Regions from separate parts of the Homo sapiens genome. Here region 1 is linked to region 2. The links are chromatin loops, found by intact Hi-C in ENCODE. Cell type or tissue: B cell. All regions are shown on one strand. Each heading gives the region's core, and the rest is flanking DNA. Links, peaks and the distances in the headings are about the cores only.

Evidence for each region. Peaks named below come from ENCODE experiments on the same cell type or tissue, not always from the same donor. Only the 100,000 strongest peaks of a DNase experiment are listed, where the experiment ranks them.
Region 1: a loop joins it to region 2, with 11 times the contacts of the local background. A loop is called at or near these places in 9 of 110 quality-filtered maps.

Annotation. Positions count from the first base shown.
Region 1 is chr6:31,155,355-31,162,483 of GRCh38, forward strand. It overlaps CCHCR1 (coiled-coil alpha-helical rod protein 1), which reads right to left and starts at 2,448. Exons shown (of 18, transcript NM_001105564.2): 1 at 2,031-2,448; 2 at 1,669-1,735; 3 at 1,377-1,590. The coding sequence starts at 2,246. It overlaps TCF19 (transcription factor 19), which reads left to right and starts at 3,235. Exons shown (of 4, transcript NM_007109.3): 1 at 3,235-3,368; 2 at 3,543-4,353; 3 at 6,093-6,651; 4 at 7,123-7,129. The coding sequence starts at 4,116. RefSeq lists enhancers at 340-955, 1,689-2,189, 2,190-2,690, 5,838-6,821, 6,822-7,129 and a silencer at 3,914-4,097. In B cell, for the core only: no CTCF peak of the experiment used is centred there; DNase peaks (open chromatin) are centred at 2,997 and 4,167; H3K4me3 peaks cover 2,299 bases; H3K27ac peaks cover 1,078 bases.
Region 2 is chr6:31,362,813-31,369,941 of GRCh38, forward strand. It overlaps the pseudogene DHFRP2. Among named protein-coding and RNA genes, the nearest start is that of HLA-B, 9.2 kb to the left of the region's middle. In B cell, for the core only: CTCF peaks have their summits at 4,224 (motif pointing left) and 4,433; a DNase peak (open chromatin) is centred at 4,249; H3K4me3 peaks cover 828 bases; H3K27me3 peaks cover 708 bases.

The sequences.
Region 1 (7,129 bases), core at 1,936-4,435, 210 kb before region 2:
AGCACTTTGGGAGGCCGAGGCGGGCGGATCACGAGGTCAGGAGATCGAGATCATCCTGGTTAACACGGTGAAACCCCATCTCTACTAAAAATATAAAAAACTAGCTGGGCATGGTGGCAGGTGCCTGTAGTCCCAGCTGCTTGGGAGGCTGAGGCAGGAGAATGGCGTCAACCTGGGAGGCAGAGCTTGCAGTGAGCCAAGATCTCCCCAGTGCACTCCAGCCTGGGCGACAGAGTGAGACTCCATCTCAAAAAAAAGGCATTTATTGAGTGTTAGGTATACTTTATGAGGAGTCTGAGAGAACAGTACATAAATAACACAGTGCCAGCCTTTAGAGAAATCGTCTACCAATGTCACGTGAAGTTTAATCCAGCTTGGAACATGGCTCCTGAGGCAGCTCTCTGAGACCCAGGACTATAAGAGATTGTTGTTGTTGTCGTTTTTAGAGACAGGGTATCACTGTGTCACCCAGGCCTCAATGCAGTGGCTGGATCATAGGTCACTGCAGTCTTCAACTTCTGAGCTCAAGGGGTCCTACCACCTTAGCCTCCTGAGTAGCTAGGACTACAAATGCATGCCACCACAGCCAGCTAATTATTTTCTGTGGAGACGGAGTCTCGCTTTGTTGCCCACGCTGGTCATGAACTCCTGGGCTCAAGTGATCCTCCTGCCTCAGCTCCCAAAGTGCTAGGATTATAGGTGTGAGCCGCCATATCTGGCTCGCTCTTTCTTTCTTTCTTTAGTAGCAGCGATCTGTAGGCTAGGGAAATTAAGTGACTTGCCAAATGTCCTCTAGCTGGTAGCCAAACTAGAAATAGAGTCTCTGTCTCCTGACACCCAGTCTAGTATTCCTTCTTCATCATGCTGCTTCTTCTAATGTAATCCTATTCTGGAGCAAAATGGCAGAATGATATCCCAGTACATCTGGGAAAAGACACATGAAACAAGAATAAGAATGTTTACAGATAATACGACAGCATGGCCAGCTCCCACAGCATGTCCTCTGTAAAGGCTTTCTTCCATCAGAATGAACCCACACTGCCACAGTGCTGGGTCTCTACCTCTAGTTTGCACTTCTTCATCTTGCCTCATACCATGCTTTACCATCAGCTGGTGGTCAATCTATCTCCCCTCTTAGGATTTTAGATTCCTTATTAATTACAAATTTAAGTCAGGATTTGTCTTATTCACTATTGTTATCCTCATCCCTAGCACTTAGCACACTGCTTTATTATTTATGCACTGTAGGAACTAATTGCTTACATAAAAATGAGTACGTTCTGGAAACTAGGGCCGAAATAGGGTAAGGAGTTTATTCCAGTGAGGAAGGGTCACTAGCAAGCAAGCCTGAGAAAACGGCGTGGATGGATCCCTACCTGCCTCTCCGCCCTGGCTCCTGCCTGTCACTGGAAACATCCCGTTCCCACATGGTCACTTGAGGTCTCTGGGTGTCTAGCCGCCTCTCTGAGACATCTTGATGGCCTGGGGGTTGGACCAGGGGAATGTCTGAGAGCCAGGTGGGAGCCATTCTTGGCAGAGTTGAAAGGGGCCGAGCTTGAAAGTGGGAGGGGGGAATCAGCCCAGTGGAACCTGAAGAATTACAAAAACAAAGATGGTCAGTTTCCCAGGCAGAGACAACCACCACTCCCCTTGTCTGGTCCCACTGACCTGAAGGTGGAAACATCTCCACATTATTTGAAGGCTCTAGATTCTGTCTCCAGCCATCTATGTTCCCCTGGACAAGAGGAGAAACAAAGACACTCCAATTCAATTTTCAGGCCACCTTCCAAAGAGAAAGCCCCTACAATAACAAAGTCATAATCCTTGAATTATAGCCAGGTCCACCCGATGCTTAGCTCTTTTCCTACTTCCCCAAAGTAGGAGATACCCCAAATTCACTTGCTTGTCTCAACCTGGTTCCTCATGGAACCCAAGCAACTATCAAGTGGAGAGAATTTACTGAAAGAGACAGACTGAGAGGGGCTCTGAGGCTTTACTCATACTTTCAGGATTCTGGGCAGTGCCTCTACCCTCCTCCTTAAGTTTCTATGGTCCCTGCTGCTCCTGGCCAGAGGTGAGAAAGGAGGTACACAGTGCAGGGGTCTTGAGCGCCATCTCCAGAGTTCTCTCCATGGCTCAGCAAGGCCTGAGGGAAGCCCATCCAGACACCAGCAGGCCATGACTCTTGGGTCCTTCCCTGTTAAAGTGCTGGCCCAAGGCCTGGCCCCAGCTGAATGTGGCCACATGCAGGGCTAGACCCTCCCCAAGACCTTGGGAATCCAGGCCGCCTAGATCCCCAGGCAGAAAAGCCAGCGTCCTGACATCTTATTCAAATCTTTCCTGCGGCTGTTCTCTCAGCTTCTCTCTACTATCCCCTTAGCTTCCATGCCTGCTGCCCGCCTCCTCTTTCTCGAGTCCTAACACATAGTGGGCACTTTAAGATCTTCCTCCCACCCTCCCACCCTCATTAATCTATTTTTTACCCGAATCTGGGATCCCTACTCCCGTCCCTTTTTACAACCTAATCTACCTTTTTCTGAAGGAATTATTCTGGTCCTGACCCTCACCCCCATCTCTCAATAGCCTGCCCTCGCCCCCTGTACGCTAGCCGGCTCTACTCTCCCACCACTGCTCCCCTAGATACCCGAGGCTTCACCCAGTTAGCCCGTGAGCTCTAAGGCTGTTCTGATCTCTTCATCTGTCCCTTCACCTGGCCCCTGTACCCCCTTCCCCTTTGGACCCCTTGAACCCTCCCAGGACCCCCGCTCAGCCCCTTCCCGCCCCCAACCGACTCTTCCCGAACGTCCCTTACCAACCGCGAGAGCCCCCTACTGCGCTTTGGCCACACCCCCTACGCCTCGCTCCCGGCCCCGCCTCTGCCCCTGACCGCGCCTGCGCAAGGCGGGCGCCCTAAAGTCCTATTTCACTCTGTTGGGAGGAGGGGGAAAGGTGTACGCAGGCGCAGTGGCGTCTAAATTTGGGCCCACTAAATGCGTCGGAGCATCTCCGCGCCCAGGCGGCTCCTCCTCACTGCGGCAACCCGGGAAAACTTGTGAACTAATCAGAAAAAGTGGAAGGCGGGAGATCTTGGGGCGCTGTCCAATGGCGCGGAAGAGAACACATGAGCTGGCCAATCGGGAACGGCACGGGGGCGGGCTCGCTCGGCGCGAAGTTCGGGCCCGGGAATTCCGAAGGAGGGGTAGGCGCTGCCCGCGCGCAGAGGCCGCGCCCCTCCTGGCCCCGGCTTCTTGGCTGTCAAACAGATGCAGCAACGTCGGCTCCTGCCGAGGAGCCCAAGGGGTCCCGGGATCCGCCGCACAGGCTGGCACTGCTTGAAGAGGAGGCTACTCGGAGACTGCGCCGCGCGGGTAGATCCGAAACGGGGCTGGGGCGGAGTGGGAAAAGGCCGGGTATGCCTTGCATGATCGCGGGGAGCTCCTTCCTGTTTTTATCCCACCTAGAGAAGCCGGGAAGTAGGGGTTTAGGTCCAATTTGTTGGAGTACTTAAGGACTCGTTTGCACTTTCTTTTGGGGGATGACAGTGGATTCATTGCCCTCGGAGGTTCAACCAGTTATGAGTGAGGGATTGGCCAGAAGATCGGGGCGCAGGCAAGCAGGAGTGCTCTATTAGGATAAGCAAGTTTGACAGGAAGAAGCTACTCTTCTCCGAATTACACAGAGGTGATGTGTTCGTATTGCACGTAGACGTGTGTATAACAGGACCTCCTTCCCCGCGCCCCGCCACCCCGACACACACAGGAGCTGCCTAAAGTATCCTTGCCTTGCAGATTGGAGGCTCCCCAAATATTTTGCGATCTGAGGATCCAGCTCAAGTGAGGTGCCATAGGACGTGTTCCTGAGTTTGCATTGCACGGAGACCTTCCTGGAATTTTTCATTTGCAAGTCGGCTTAACCAATTTTGCATTGAGTCCTAGGCTGCTTGCACTCTGAATTTGGGCTATTCAGGTAGTGTGCTCAAAGTTGAAACCGCATACAGCACAACTCAAGTTTGCATCAGACTGGGAAGCGAACTTAAGCCAGCGGTGCGTGGCCCAGGAGTGGGAAAGGAAATGGATGCCTGAAGTGGAAGAGGTGGTGCAGAGGGGGCACCGCCCATGCTGCCCTGCTTCCAACTGCTGCGCATAGGGGGCGGCAGGGGCGGTGATCTCTACACCTTCCACCCCCCCGCCGGGGCTGGCTGCACCTATCGCTTGGGCCACAGGGCCGACCTGTGTGATGTGGCCCTGCGGCCCCAGCAGGAGCCTGGCCTCATCTCTGGGATCCACGCCGAACTGCATGCCGAGCCCCGGGGTGATGACTGGAGGGTCAGCCTGGAAGACCACAGCAGCCAAGGTGAGCATTAAGCAGGGCAGCTTTGCCCCTGGGTGGTTGAAGCGCCAGGCTGGAATGAGTAAGGTCTCCACAAGACCCTGCTGCCTGCCTCCCATACTCCCATCAGATTGGATGGATGGTCGTGGTCCAGACCTTCATCTTCCCACCAGAAGTGTGCACAGTCAGAAGCTCTCTGCCAGACTGACCCTTTTTGGTCCCGTTTAGCTCATACAGGACCTGGGATATCATCAGAAAGATATCACAGTGGGGATGTTCTGAGGCCACTAGAGGCCAAGTTTAGACTTGATTCAGTTTCCAGCTTTGCTGAGGCACTCTGTTCCTGGGTTAGGGCAGTTCTATGTTGAATAATGTTTTTAATAATCTGGGCATGTCTTTCTCCGTGACTTGAGGCAGTTAGCCTCAGAAAGCCTAGATTCACATTTGAGTTTTGCCACTGCCTCTTGGTAAAGTCAGCTGTAGGAGTGTTATGGTTATTAGACTATAGTAGCCAACATTCATCTAGTGCTTACTGTTATGAGCCAGGCCCTATTTTAAGTGTATTGAATGTAGGTGGTACTAATATTATCCTCATTTACAGTAAAGGAAAATGAGGCACAAAGAGGTTAAGGAACTTGTCCAGGGCTGGGCATGGTGGTTTACACCTATAATCCAGCACTTTGGGAGGCTAAGGCAGGGTGGATCACTTGAGCTCAGGAGTTCGAGACCAGCCTGGGCAACATGGTGAAAACCTGTCTCTACCAAAAAATTAATTAATTTTTTTAAAAAAGCCTGGGCACGGTGGCTCACGCCTGTAATCCCAGCACTTTGGGAGGCCGAGATGGGCAGATCACGAGGTCAGGAGTTCGAGACCATCCTGACCAACATGTTGAAACCCCATCTGTGCTGAAAAAAAAATACAAAAATTAGCCAGGTGTGGTGGCGTGCACCTGTAACCCCAGCTACTCAGGAGGCTGAAGCAGCAGAATCACTTGAACCCGGGAGGCGGAGGTTGCAGTGAGCTGAGATCGCACCACTGCACTCCAGCTTGGGCGACAGAGCGAGACTCCATCTCAAACAAACAAACAAACAAAAAGCTTGCCCAGGGTCACATAACTGGTAAGTGGTAGAGCTAGGATCTGAACGAGCTGGAGCTGGGGGAGAGTGAGCATGTTTGAAAACTGGACCTTAGGGCGGGGCACGGTGGCTCACGCCTGTAATCCCAGCACTTTGGGAGGCTGAGGCGGGCAGATCAGGAGGTCAGGAGTATGAGACCAGCCTGGCCAACATGGTAAAACCCTGTCTCTGCTAAAAATAAAAAAATTAGCCAGACGTGGTGGCACATGCCTGTAATCCCAGCTACTCAGGAGGCTGAGGCAGGAGAATTGCTTGAACCTGGGAGGCGGAGTGCAGTGAGCTGAGATTGCACTACTGCACTCCAGCTTGGGCAATAGAGCAAAACTCCATCTCAAAAAAAAAAAAAAAGAAAGAAAGAAAAAAAAAGAAGAAAGAAAGAAAATTGGACCTTAGGACAGTGAGGGCAGGGATCCTTTGTAGGAAAGCACAAGAAACACAGACTTGTTCCTAGCTGACAAGGAGTGTACTGCCTGGTACCTGTCACCTGCTGAGGGGCTTAGGATGTGAGGGAGAATCTGACTACAGTTTCATATTCTTCCCCAGAAATCATACAGATTTCTCCACTCCTGACTCTGGTCATTTCTGTTTTTGTCCTCCATATTTGCCTGGTGCCCCACCATCAACAGGTACTTTGGTCAATAATGTCCGACTCCCAAGAGGTCACAGGCTGGAATTGAGTGATGGAGACCTCCTGACCTTTGGCCCTGAAGGGCCCCCAGGAACCAGCCCCTCGGAGTTCTACTTCATGTTCCAACAAGTACGAGTCAAGCCTCAGGACTTTGCTGCCATTACCATCCCACGGTCTAGGGGAGAAGCCCGGGTTGGGGCTGGTTTCCGGCCTATGCTGCCCTCCCAGGGGGCTCCACAGCGGCCTCTCAGCACCTTCTCCCCTGCCCCCAAGGCCACACTGATCCTAAACTCCATAGGCAGCCTCAGCAAGCTCCGGCCCCAGCCCCTCACCTTCTCCCCTAGTTGGGGTGGACCAAAGAGCCTGCCTGTTCCCGCCCCACCTGGGGAAATGGGGACCACGCCTTCTGCTCCACCACAACGCAATCGGAGGAAATCTGTTCACCGAGTGTTGGCGGAACTGGATGATGAGAGTGAGCCTCCTGAGAACCCGCCACCGGTCCTTATGGAGCCCAGGAAGAAACTCCGTGTAGACAAAGCCCCACTGACTCCCACTGGGTAAGTGGAGTCCTCACTTGGCCCTCTCAGTGTTTTACTGCTTTTCGATTCCTTGTATCCCTAGGCTGTGAGGAGGTCCCCCTGCCTGGGGGGATGGGCACGGGAGGTGGAATAGATGGAATGGCAAGACCTGGGTTAGCTCTGATAGGAAAAGAAAAATATGTGCAGGAGAACATGAGAGGTGGGGTGGGGCAGTGCTTATAAAACAACCGGAGTGAGCATGTCCTGCTTTTTACATTCATATGGCTTTAACCCCATTCTTCTAGTGCCTAAGGATGGGGAACTTTCAGGCTCATACTAGAGGTTTTTAGGCCCACCCTATGTGTTTTTAAGGACAGAGTCCAGGCTCACCTTAGTTCTCAGACCACTGTGCCTCTGTGGCCTCACCCTATGACCAGCCATAGGGTGGCAAGGTCTAGGCCTTCTCCTACAGGTTTCCGGTGACCCTTGTGTCTGTGTCACTTCCTTCAGAAATCGA
Region 2 (7,129 bases), core at 3,060-5,559:
CCAGTGTCCTGACCCAAGAGACAAGGGGCGTCTGCTGCTGTGTCCACACTTGGAGAAGGAAATCTTGAAGGTGTCAGTACATTACAAGCTGGGCATGACAGCTCACCCCTGTAATCCCAGCAATTCAGGACGCTAAGGCAAGAGGATTGCTTGAGATCAGGAGTTGGAGACCAGCTTGAACAACATTGTGAGAACCTCGTCTCTAAAAGATATAAAAATAAGTAAACTTAGCTGGGCACGGTGGTGGGCACTTGCATTCCCAGGTATTGGGGAGGCTGAGATGGGAAGATCCCTTGGGCTTATGGATTCAAGTCTGTAGTGAGCTGTGATCGCATCACTGGACTCCAGCCCAGACCACAGAGTGGGATCTTGACTCAAACAACAACAACAACAACAAACATTGTAAACCTTTGCTCACCATGGGTTATTTTATTTATTATTTATTCAGTGTGTATTTTGATTTTATTTTACTGGCAGCACAATAAACCAGGACCTGCTGAAACTAGAAATCACATCCACTTTCCAGTGTTAAAAAGCCCAGTCCAGGCAGGTGAGAAGGAGACAGTCCTCATTAGCACTGAGGATTCAGGGAGAATGAGATGGGCTGGGCAGGAAGGTTTTTTTGTTTGTTTGTTTGTTTGTTTGTTTGTTTTCTATGAACAAGTGTGACTTTTTATTATGATAGAGTTGTTTTTATTAAAGGAATACATGAAAATGGTTAAGTAAAATCAAATGGCTCCAAAAGTCTTACAATGAAAACAACAGTCCTGCCAGTTGTTCTCTCGAGAGGCAAACACTTTTCATTCTCTTAGTTTTTCCTCCTGGTAGTTACCTTCATGGGTTTTTCCAAATTATTATTTTTTTAGTTTTTCAAGTGGGTGCATATATTAATACATGTAATTTTAAAAAGCCTCTTCAGTTTATAATGCATCCTAACAGTCCCCTGCCCCATCCCTCCTAATTCTCCAGAGCAATGACTTTTAACTCTTTTAGCAATGTCTTCTATTTTTTTCTCACATAACTACTTAGTCATTTCTTGATTATTTTATACATTCTATAGTAATTTCTTGATATGACAGATGAGGATTTAGCTCTTACACCATCACTACCTTCACTTTTCCCCCCATATTGTCCCAAAGTAGTTACCAGATTTAGGGGCTAAGTAGTCACCACATCATTATGAGTATGTACATATTGCTCATTGTTGAGAAAAACAGAGTATTATGCTCTTGCTTCCTGCCTTGTGCTTCCTTCTGCCCTAGAATTAATGATTGCCTAACCACCCTTCCCCCTTGTTTTTTTTTTTTAACTTTTGCTTTATCTTCAATGAACTACTTTCCAAATGCCCCAAATCTGGCCATAACCTATTATTATTTTTAAGAGAAGGGAATCTTACTATGGTGGCCAGGCTGGTCTGGAAATCTTGGGCTCAAGCCAACCTCTTTGCTTAGCCTCCTGAGTAGCTGGAACTACAGGCATGGGCCATTCCACCCAGCTAACCTATTAATATTTTTACTGTTTCTTTTTAAAGCCAGCTCCATAGCTGGAATATTTCCTGTGTTGGATCCTATTTGCTGGATCCATGTCATTCTCTGGTTTGTCTACTCCTTCATTTTGCTGGAGTATTTTCTCCAATAGTTTCCCAACAAAAGATACATGGAGGTAACCCCTGAGTCTTTGCTTGCCTAAAAATGTATTATTTTACCTTCACCCTTGATTATTTGGCTGAATATAGATTTATTCGTTGAAAATAACTTTCTTTCTGGAATTCTGAAGGCATGGTTCCATTGTTTTCAGCTTCTTTTTCGAGACAAGGTCTCTTCTGTCACCCAGGCTGGAGTGCAGTGGCACAATCACAACTCACTGCAGCCTCGAACTCGCAGGCTCAATTGATCCTTCCATCTCAGCTCCCTGAGTAGATGGGACTACAGGTGTGCGCCACAATGCCCAGCTAACTTTTGTATTTTTTGTAGAGATGGGGCTTCACCATGTTGCCCAAGCTGATCTCAAGGTATCTGCCTGTCTCTGCCTCCCAAAATGCTGAGCCACTGTATTACAGGCATGAGCCACTGTGCCTGGCCAGTTTTTCTTTTATTCTCTCTCTACTTTCTTCATTTCTCAAAGGCATCTCAAACTCAGTGGGCCCAAACCCAGGGCAAACTCCATCAGAATATCCTGCTACTTCTGACTTTAAAATATATCTTAAATCACAGTTTCTTACTACATGCAACCCTTTGGTTCAAACTACCATCATCCCTCACTTGAACTTAGAATTGGTTTTCCTGCTTCTGTATTTTTTTAAAACATAAAATATTTCAAATAAACCATGCGTGGCTTTATACTTTTTACTACATAAAAAGAATAAAGATCTGGGGTGGCTCAAGCCTATAATCCCAGCACTTTGGGAGGCCGAGGCAGGCGGATCACTTTAGGTCAGGAGTTTGAGACCAGCCTGACCAACATTGTGAAACCCCGTCTTCACCAAAAACACAAAATTAGCCAGGCGTCGTGGCACGTGCCTGTAGTCCCAGCTACATGGGAGCCTGAGGCAGGAGAATCATTTGAACCTGGGAAGTCAGAGGTTGCAGTGAGCTGAAGTTGTGCCATTGCACTCCGTCAGGGTAACAAGAGCGAAACTCTGTCAAAAAAAAAAAAAAGATATGAAGAGCTTATATACTTAAACATGAAATTGCTTTAAGTGTTTGCCATTCACTGTTCACATGCATGCCAGCAGCTTCTTACTGCAAACACCTGGGACTTGCTATAGAGCAGCTGGAGTACATTCTGCCCACACACAGGACAGGGAGCTGACAACCAAGGAGTGGGGGATCAATATGCCAGCTTTCTCCCCTCCGTTTCCCTGTATCTCAGCAGTATGGAGTTTGTTACCAGTGAGAACCTGCTCACTGGCTTTAAACTGGTTTTCTTACCTTCTCAGTTCCATTTCTCCGTACCTCAATTGATGATTTCTGGTAAGACCTAGAAAATAAACTGCTTTCACTGAAATTGCAGTCTTGGAACCTGCTTTGGGTTCCCCAAAAGACAGAAATATATTCATTTTCCCATCACTGGACTTCCAGGTTGTTTTCAATTTTTCACTGTTACAAACAAGGCTGCAACATTTGCGTGCAAACCTCTGGGTATACACGTAAGGAGCTTTCGGTATTTCCCACTAGTGAAACTTCTCAGTTGGAGGGTATGTGCATCTTCATCTTTAAGAAATACTACCAACATTTGAAAAGCCCGACAATGTCAAGGACTGGCAAGAGTCCCATATGCGATGGGTGTGGAATGGCAGCTCACTGTAGCAGGTGCTGGGGACTCAGTCAGGGTCTTGGAGAGGCACTTAATTATAGCAAGAATATTTCATAAGTGGTATCTGATATAGTCAAGATTAGTGGGGAGTAAAAACATGTTGCTTAGAAATAATTATCCAAAGATCTAAAGTCAACAAAAGTCTTTTTTTCTAATGTAAAAATATAAACTTTTTTTCAGAGGGAGGGGGAACAACTTAAAATAAACCAGAAAACACCTTCATATTAATCATTCTTCTCATATACTTGAAATTTGTACTTAATACATCCGAGAGAACGCCTGGATATTCTGGCAGAATTTTATATTTCTCCAAATCAATTTCTGGAAAAAACGTGTCACTTTCAAAGTCCTGCATGATCTTTGTCACAAATAGTTTAAGATGGCCTGGGCGACTCATGGCTTCCTTATAAACAGAACTGCCACCAACTATCCAAATCATGTCTACTCTATTTGCTAATTCTGGTTGTTAAGTAAGTTTTAAGATCTCAACCAGACTTCTGGCAAGAAAATGAGCTCGTTGTGGAGGTTCCTTGAGTTCTCTGCTGAGAACTAAATTAATTCTATCCTTTGAAGGTCGATTCTTCCCAGGAATGGAGAACCAGGTCTTCCTACACAAAATCACCAGATTCTGTTTACCTTCTACTGAAGAGATTGTGTCATTCTCTGGAAATACCTAAATTCATTCCTGAGCGGCGGTCAGGGCAGGTCCCCGTTCTTGCCGATGCCCATGTTCTGAGACACAGCGACGATGCAGTTTAGCAAACGAACCATGACAGCAGCGGTGAGCTCCTCCAAGCCCGCTCGCTACACCAGGACGCGCGGCCAAGATTGGCCGGAAGGTTTTTACTTGGAAACTGGAGGATGAGCCATGACATCCCTCTCTCCACCTCAAAGCTCGTCCTGGGCATCCACCTCCAGGGAGCAGAAGCAGCGCAGCAGCGCCACCTGGTGGTCGATGCGCTTCCTTTGCAGATCACGCACAGCCCTGAGATCCACCTCTCCTTCCTACGCACCACGCATTTCTTCACTGGACACCAGCCTGCGTCAATCTTCCTGTAAAGCAAAAGAAGCGTGAGGTTGGTGGGGGAGGAATGGTGTTATCTCCACCTTTGGCGAGATCCATGTCACCGTGTTCAGGGGAAGGGCCAGGCCTTACTCCCCATGCAGAGAGGAGGCTCTGGCCGTGAAGGCGCCTGTGGAGAGGTGAGGACCCGCTCCCTCTACACTGATGGCCAAGAGCCTGCAGATGGCAGGGAAGGCTTCCCTTCAGCTGTGTCCTATCAGGTTCTTCCAGGAGTCCAGGAGTAGACCTGCATATTGCCTCTGGTGATGTGAGCTGCATGCACACCTAGAAGTGAGGTCACCCCTTCTGGGGGTCCTGGGGCTGCTGGTTGTCCTGGGTGCTCAGAGGGAAGATGGGGAGGGGGCTTCGTGCAAAACAGTAACCATACTCTATAAATTATTTTTTCATTAGCCTTTGTGTCATAAAATAAAATCTAGGACTCCAAAAGGAAAAAAAGAAGGTCTAAAATTTGTGTCCTTTAATAAAAAGTAAACACCCATTAACCACCAAGGATAGACGTTTGCGGAGCAAACCAGAAGCCCCATCATTTGCCCCAGCTCAGCAATAAACTCTTTCCTCCCCCAAATAAAAATACATCCTGACTTTTACGATCATAACTTCTTTGTTCTATTTTATATTTTTATCATCCAAAACTATGATTTAGTTTTACCTTTAGAAATATGCTTTTGTTCTCTTTTATTCTATAGATTCTTTCTTGAAATTTATATTGTGTGGTAGAACTTCCCATAGTGTGCATTTTGCTGATTGCTCCCCAAGCCATTGTTTGAATATGTGTTTTTATTATCTGTATTGCCTCTAAATTGGTAATTGGCTATGGAGGTTAGCTTCTATTCAGGCTTGATTTCTTTCTCACTTGTATTTGTTTGATGGTGCTGTATTGTGTTCTTCCATCAAGAGGAAGAACCTCACATTAGTTTTTTTTATTGTGTTGTTAATCGCCATTGCTGTTCAATGGTTAAATCTGTTAATTCTTGATGGGTTGCAAAAGAGTTATTATAGTCTCAGTCTCTCATTCCTTCCTCATTTATTATCTGAATAATTTCTAAGTAAGAGATTCACCCTCCTGTACTGTTTGTTTACTACTAGAAACTTGCTTTTTGAGAGACTAAGCCAAGCATCTACTCACCTATGACCCAGCAATAGCAGTCTTAGTTATCAACCAATAGAAATGCATGTATGTGTGTGCCAAAATATATGAAAATATTATTCATAGCATCACGATTTGTAAAATCTGGATATAACACAATTGTCTATCAACAGCAAAGGGACAAGAAATGTGAGCTATTTATAAAGTGGAGCATTGGACAGCCATGGGAGTGAATAGGCTATGACCACACACAGCAGGATGATGAGACCCAGGAGCATGATGGTGACTGTATAATGCCATTCAACTGGAACTGGCAGAACTTATCTGTGTTAGAAATCAGGAGTGGCTACTCTAGGGTTGGGGAGGGTGGTTTGTGACTGAGTAAGATCCAGTGATGTTTCTGGGAGGCTGTGATTGGTGTACTTTGATGTGGGTGTTGTTTACCTGAGTGTTCACTATGTGAAACTCCACTGCCCACTTGTGGATTGTCCTTCTTTCTCCACGCATGCTGTCCTTCACTCAAATATACTTTGCTGATGTTTTGAAGCAATTCTATCTACGCTAAGAAGAATCGCTCCTACTGCACATCCTTGGAAATGCTGGATTGAAAAAATTAGTGCAATTGTTTTTAATTCCAGGAAACAAATACATATAAAGAGGAAAATCTACAACAAGAGCAGTAGGTTTGGGAGCTGACACCAGAACAGCTTTGGAAATGGCTCTCGAGCCAGGAACTAGGGATCAAACCCAAACAAACCCATAGGAGGTGGGGGGTGTGAAATGATGTCCAATAGCGCATGAATGAACGAGTCATGGGCAGTCGCTCATGGCTTGGCTGGCCAGTCACAAACGAGGAAAATAGAGTTGGAAAACTGGGAGGTAGAGGAGAGAGGTACGCATAGACCTCTTGCTATAGGCCGAGTGTGTGACGATAGTGGTTGTGTGTGGATGCCTACCAGAGGGTCTTTAAGGGGATGGGGCTCCCTGTAACCAGGTGGGTGAGATGGCTTGATGGACGATGCCACTCAGCCACACAGGCCTTGCTCATGGAGTCCCTGCACAAAGTGGCCATGGTGGCTGTGATGGACACTACATGGGCACAGCAATTGCGTCGCCACTCACCAAGGCTGAGCTGGCAGCTGCCACTGCTGAGGGCCCAGCCCACCAAAAGCAGCTGTTTTTTTGACGGAGAAATAAAACAGGCAGTGGTAATTAAGAATAAAATAACATTATGATAGATAAATATGCCACTAAAGATATAGTAGAGGTTTAAATAATTTTGAGACTATGAACAAGATTATGGCAATGGGGAGAACTTACTACAAGTAAAGAAGTTAAAACAGTTGTAAAACTTTTTTTCCGTTCAGGCATATCCAGACTGTTTTACACATAAGTTCTACCAAAACTTTGAAGAAGGTTACTGAACTTATACGTAATATTCAAGAGAATGAGGAAACATAGAGAAAGCCAGTAAACTCATTATTGTTTATGTATAAATAACATTGATTCTAAAGCCAGCTAGGGAATACATAAGAGAAAAGCATGATAAGATAATCACTTCTAAGCAATTAGAGGTAAAAATACTGAGAAAAATAATACTAGATTGTGTCCACCAATGAGCTATAAATAAATTAAATATCCTG